Linked DNA regions of Homo sapiens: region 1 is linked to region 2. The links are chromatin contacts, found by Hi-C or POLR2A ChIA-PET in ENCODE. All regions are on one chromosome and are shown on one strand. The core of a region is the stretch at or near the end of the contact, and the rest is flanking DNA. Distances in the headings are between cores, read along the strand shown.

Region 1 (3,063 bases), core at 105-2,604, 880 kb before region 2:
TTCCCCTGGTTGCTGCGGGTCCTGTGCCGAGGCAGGGCACAGTGGGGGTCTGGTGATGGCAGCATGCACCTGTTTCTGTGCTCTCTCCCCACAGGGCCCTCCATTCAATACCCAGTCCAGGTGGCCCATCCCAACCTCAGCATTCAGGGCAGGCTCTGCAGGTGCTGGTGGCTCCTTCTCCTGCACGTGCTATTTCTTCCTCCTTCCTTGGGCAGGCAGGACCTCCTGTCCTTTTTTACCTGGCTTTCTTCTCTGGCTTCACCTTATGATGGCGCCAGTACCCCTCAGGCTGGTGGAGGCTACAGGCCCCATGACCATGGTACCTGCTTGTCTGCCGGTGCCCTTTCGATCTGCAGCTACCCTCTTTTCCTTTCTCACCAACCATGTGTGGCCAAGTGCCTTAGGCTGCTGAAGTGCCAGATGAACACATCCTAGGAACTGACTTCCGGGGTTTTCGGGTTCCTACCTCATGGGAACTGCTAGGAGAATTTGTGGGGCCCTCTTCCCCATTCTGACAAAAGCAAACCTGCACTGCGCTCAGACAGTACTTAGAGGTGCACAGTACACAGACCCCCATCACAAGGGTGTGTGGGGCCCCAGAGGCACGCATCCACCGCTCCGCTATGTGCCTGCTCTAGGGCTCTGTGTGGAGGCCCCAGCCCCTCCCTGTCCCCTCCAGCCCTGAACACTCTGTCAGCCGCTCCTCTCAGTCCTTACCCTCTAGTCAAGTTCCTGGCACCCTAGGTTCTTGAGCTTAATGCTAGGACACTCCCACTGAGGGCCAGAGAGGGAAAGGGGCTTGTATGAAGTCACCTGCTCGTCAGGGCAGGGCCTGTGTCTGCGCCCACTGGGTATGTTTGCTGAGGACCTGGCCTCCCTCCTGAGGGCCTTCCCTGATGCTGCCCCTGCCCTGCAGGCAACTTGTACTTAAACCAACACTCCCATGAAGGTGCCTGGGCCACACCTTTCAGCACATTCTGGTTCCTCTGGTGAATACTCTGCTTCCCTGCTCAGCCCTCTGGGCTTCCTCCTTATTTATTTTTTCTTTCTTTTTTAAAAATTGAGGTATGAATTTACATACAGTAAAATGCATAGATCTTGAATGTGCATGCAGTTCAGTGAGTTTTGATAAATAATACACATCCATGTAACCAACATGCAGATCAAGGTAGAGAACATTTCAAATGACCAAGAAAAGATTTTCCTTTTTGTAATGGCTTTGTTGTTTTGTAAAGGTGCACATACTGAAGCGTTCACAGAAGTTCAAAGAAAAGAGTAAAACTTTGTTGAAACCTCGGCACCCAGAGAAGTATCTGAGGTTAATGGTTTGACAGATGTCATGTCCTTCCAGAAAGAGCTCTGTGCAGATCTCACACACACCTGGCTTCCTGGATAGTTGACGCCACCTGCACAGGGAGGCATGTAGCTGAGGAGCTGGGATGGACGGCTTTGAGTCAGACCTGGCTTCCAGTCCCAGCTCCACCATTTTTCTAGCCAGAGTTAAATACCTTGACATGAGGCCTTGACATTCAGTTTTCTCATCTGCGAACAGGGTGTAATGATAGGTCCTATCTCTGGAGGTTGGGGAGCAGGATCAGTAAGGCCCACAGGTACCCTGTGCCCAGCTTAGCGCCTGGCTCAGAGAAGTGGGAACAGCTGGTAGCTATTGCTCAGAGAAGCAGCCTTCTGTCTTAAGGATGTGACATAATGTATCTGACTCCCGAATGAAATGTCTAGAGGTCCTTCCAGCCGCAGCTGGAGTGGACACTCTTGCCCTCATCGGTCTTCCTAGAGCCAGGTTTAAGGTTTCCAGGGCCCTTCCCTCCTTGCCCCTTTGCCCCTGCCCAGGCATTCCTTACCTGAGCTTCTCTTCCTGTCCTTGGGAAGGCCCAGTCTGTGATGGGCTTGGGTGGGCACTGCCCCTGGTGGAGGGCCCCCTCCCCTAATCCCTGGGCAGCCGTGTCCTGTCAGCAAAGCCCACCTCCATCCTCCCCAGCCCCTAATTTGTGCCCTTGCTTCTAGGAGCTGGACATGTCCCCTGGGGACCCCAAGTGGCTGGACGTGATTGAGCGTGACCTGCACCGGCAGTTCCCATTCCATGAGATGTTTGTGTCCCGGGGGGGCCACGGGTGAGCAGGCTGGGCCTCATGAGGTGGGAGGTGGCTCTAGGGCCTGTCTCTAAGGGGTCTAAGGAGGTACAGTGAGTTCAGGGCTTTAGAAGCTCGGTGCCCCCAACTCCACTCTTAGCATTTCCCTTTTTTTGGTTTGAGTCTGATGTGTGTTCTCAGCATCTCCTCTTACCTCTGGGGGGGCTTTCCTCATTGACTCCAGAGTGCTAGAGCTTGTCCAGCCTGGCCCTCTTCCGGAAACAGGTTTTGTTGGCGAGAAAGAGGGATAGAGGGAATTGGGTGAGTGGAGGGTATGCAGGGGAGAGATAGGGCAGGCAAGGGGACCAAGACAGATGCAGGGACAAAGCTGGCCCGGCCAAGGGGCCATAGCTGCTGAGTGAGGGGCCCCTACTTCCAGCCCTGACATAGCTTTACATCCCGCCCTGGCCCTGCTCCCTGTTTTCTCTTTGAGCCTCTGCCCTCCCCTGTCATGGGGGAGACCTTCCCCACCTCCTTCCTTCTGGGCACGTGAGAGTCCATGTGCTCCAGTAGGAGACTGACCCCTTGGTGACCACAAGCAGATCACCTTCCCTCTCAAGGGAGGGGCAGATTCTGAGGCTGGCTGGTCCACTGGGGCATAGGTGAAGGCCGTGGGTAGCAGAGTCACCCCGGTCATCACTGCTCTGCCCGGCCTCTCCACAGCCAGCAGGACCTATTCCGTGTGCTGAAGGCCTACACGCTGTACCGGCCCGAGGAGGGCTACTGCCAGGCCCAGGCGCCCATTGCCGCTGTCTTGCTCATGCATATGCCTGCTGAGGTACCACCAGGCCCCGGGCAGGCAGGGGGGTGGGTGGGGAACCCCCAACGGCAAGGCCTCACATCTCTCTTGCCCACAGCAAGCCTTCTGGTGCCTGGTACAGATCTGTGAGAAGTACCTGCCCGGCTACTACAGCGA
Region 2 (3,133 bases), core at 119-2,618:
GGATCAGTCTTGTGGGGCTTAGTGAGCCACAGGGTGAACGTAGTGCTGAGTGTATTGGAGTCCCAGGGGTGGGTTTTGTTGTTTGTTTGTTTTTTTTGAGACAGAGTCTCTGTCACCCAGGCTGGAGTGCAATGGGAAGATCTCTGCTCACTGCAGCCTCCTGGGTTCAAGCAATTCTCCCAAGTAGCTGGGACTACAGGCACGTGCCACTATGCCGAGCTAATTTTTTTATTTTGGGGTTGGGGTTTTTTAGTGGATTTCTTTTGGGAAGAGAGATGTGTGGACAGACATGCCTGGGTTCAATGCTCCAGCCAAAGAGACAAGGAAACAGGTTTAGGAAAGCAAAGTGAGTATCTTGGGTAGGCCCAAGCATAGGGATTGAGAGCATGGGCTTTGGAGCTAGCAGACCTGGTTTTGAGTTTCAGTCCTACCACCTGCTGGCATTGGGTTTACGTTACTGAGCCTCTCACAGCCTCCATTTGCTCACTGCGAAATGGAGGGAAATGCAGAGTTGTGAGGATGAAATAAGAAAATGTGTGGGAACAAGTTAGTATGGGACTGGGCTTAGAGAAGGGCTCAGGGGGGCTGGGCACGGTGGATCACGCCTGTAATCCCAGCACTTTGGGAGGCCAAGGCAGGTGGATCACCTGAGGTCAGGAGTTTAAGACCACCCAGGCCAACGTGGTGAAACCCCGTCTCTACTAAAAATACAAAAATTAGGAGGGTATGATGGTGCCCGCCTGTAGTTCCAGCTATCTGGGAGGTTGAGGCAGGAGAATTGCTTGAACCCGGGATGTGGAAGTTGTGGTGAGCCGAGATCGCACCGTTGCACTCCAGCCCGGGAGACAGAGTGAGACTTCGTCTCAAAAAAAAAAAAAAAAAAAAAAAAGCAAAAAACCATCTGCAGTGGCTCATGCCTGTAATCCCAAGGCTTTGGGAGGCTGAGGAGGGCAGACCACGAAGTCAGGATTTCAAGACCAGCCTGGCCAACATGGTGAAACCCCATCTCTACTAAAAATACAAAAATTAGCCAGGCATGACGGCACGTGCCTGTAGTCCCTGCTACCCGGTATGCTGAGGCAGGAGAATTGCTGGAACCCGGGAGGCAGAAGTTGCAGTGAGCTGAGATGGGGCCACTGCACTCCAGCCTGGGTGACAGAGCGAGACTCCATCTCAAAAAAAGAGAGAGAAGGGGTCAGGAAATGACATCTGCCCTCCTAACCTGTTATCAGGGTCCTGACTATCTGTCCATGGCAGGACCAGACAACCCTACTTCCTCATTTGTTTTTCTCACATCATGAAGTTCTTCAGAACAATTGATTTCATGCTTGAGCTCTCATGGAGCAGCTGAATTCCCATTTTCAGAGCTGAGCAACCACTTGTGTCTCAGGAAGTGAAATCCTGAGCAAGCTGTCTTAGAGGTTTGAGGAAAACAGGAAAGGCCTCCATGTGGGAATCCACAAATCCTGCTCTCACCCCGCAAGCCTTAAGTACTCAGGTTCTATTGCACTGAGCCTTTTAAGGGTCTTTTGTTGAGTGAGGGTAGCTGAGGACAGCTTTGCCTTCCACTGGGTTTTTAGCTCCCTGGCTGAGCAGAGCCTGCCATCATGTTTTTGATGCTTTTGTCTTCCTCAGAACCTTTGTAGCTTCCATGGTTCCTGTTGCTTCAATCCAGAGTGGCCTCTAAGTTTCTTTTTTTTTCTTTTCTTTTTTTTTTTTTTTGGAGAGAGGATCTCACTTTGTGTCACCCAGGCTGGAGTGTAGTGGTGTCATGGCTCATGGCAGCCTCGACCTCTGGCCTCAAACAATCCTCCAGCCTCAGCCTCCCGAGTAGCTGGGATTACAGGCTTGCACCAAAAAATCGCGCTGATTTTTTGTATTTTATTAGAAACGAGGTTTCACTACGTTGGCCAGGATGGTCTTGATCTCCTGGCCTCGTGATCTGCCTCCCTCGACCTCCCAAAGCGCTGGGATTACAGACATGAGCCACCGTGCCCAGCTGATCCTCAGCCTCTTAAAGTGCTGGGATTACAGGTGTGAGCGACTGCACCCGGCCTACAAGTTTCCATCTTGTTAATTCCTGTCCTAACAGTCATCCCTCACTGTTGCCTGGCCCACCTGAGGCCAGGCGCCTGAAGCTTCCCTCAGCCAACAGCATAGGATGTCTTACGTGCCTCCCTCCGGTTCTTTTGGAAGTTAGATACTGGGAATTGTCCCCTGCCAGGGTAGGGAGGGATCACTCATGCTTGCCTCCTTTCCTTAGGGGAGATCTTCGAGCTGAAGGCAGAGCTCAACAGTGACAAGAAGGAGAAGAAGAAGGAGGCAGTGAAGAAAGTGATTGCATCGATGACCGTGGGCAAAGATGTCAGGTGTGTAGGAGTAGGCCTGGTGGCAGCTGGAAGCTGGCTGACAGGGGAGGGTTTATAGCTTGGGTCCACTTCAGTCTCTCCTTTAGGGTGTCTAGGGACCCATGTCTCCCCTCATACAGCTCCCTTCATAAAACTTTCTTCCCAATAGAAGGTTTTGTTTACACAGGAATCACGAGCCCAGACACTGACAGGTCAGGTGGTGATGGAGTGAGTTAACTGGAGTAGGTGGGAAAGGCAGCAGGTGATGGAGTGGGTGTGGCATGAACCCTCTCAGAAACTCCAGAGGATCAGTACTGGCTGGGGAAGAGGACCCAGTGTGGCCAGGTCTTCTGGTTTTTAAAAAGAATGGGAAATCTGGGCCAGGCGCAGTGGCTCACACCTGTAATCCTAGCACTTGGGGAGGCCCAGGTGGGCGGATCTCGAGGTCAGGAGTTCGACACCAGCCTGGCCAATGTGGTGATATCCTGTCTCTACTAAAAATACAAAAATTAGCCGGGCATGGTGGCACATGCCTGTAATCTCAGCTACTCGGGAGGCTGAGGCAGGAGAATTGCTTGAACCTGGGAGACAGAGGGTGCATTCAGCTGAGATTGTGCCACTGCAGTCCAGCCCAGGTGACAGAGCGAGACTCAGTCTCAAAAAAAAAAAAAAAAAAAAAGAAGACGAAGAAGAATGGGAAATCTGGATTTTTCATTTTAAATCTCCCTGTCTTAAGTGGCCAGATGATATTAAACAAACACTGTGTGGTGCAAGTAAAATACATG

Evidence for each region. A loop is a pair of places that touch in the nucleus more often than their neighbours do. ChIA-PET counts read pairs that join two places held with the same protein, here RNA polymerase II (POLR2A). Pooled maps may share reads with other maps.
Region 1: POLR2A ChIA-PET joins it to region 2 with 10 read pairs in activated naive CD4-positive, alpha-beta T cell. The contact joins two enhancer-like sites. A Hi-C loop is called at or near these places in 2 of 50 pooled maps. POLR2A ChIA-PET finds 5 or more read pairs at or near these places in 2 of 52 experiments (CD8-positive, alpha-beta memory T cell and activated naive CD4-positive, alpha-beta T cell).

The regions. Positions count from the first base shown.
Region 1 is chr22:30,294,803-30,297,865 of GRCh38, reverse strand. TBC1D10A (TBC1 domain family member 10A) reads left to right here. Exons shown (of 9, transcript NM_031937.3): 4 at 2,023-2,129; 5 at 2,811-2,925; 6 at 3,005-3,063. Among named protein-coding and RNA genes, the nearest start is that of CASTOR1, 6.8 kb to the right of the region's middle. Within about 2 kb of position 1,354, at least 5 of the 41 ENCODE cell types and tissues checked have a DNase peak (open chromatin) inside an H3K27ac peak, as active enhancers do.
Region 2 is chr22:29,418,391-29,421,523 of GRCh38, reverse strand. It overlaps a transcript of RFPL1 not described here. Among named protein-coding and RNA genes, the nearest start is that of RFPL1, 19 kb to the left of the region's middle. Within about 2 kb of position 1,368, at least 2 of the 41 ENCODE cell types and tissues checked have a DNase peak (open chromatin) inside an H3K27ac peak, as active enhancers do.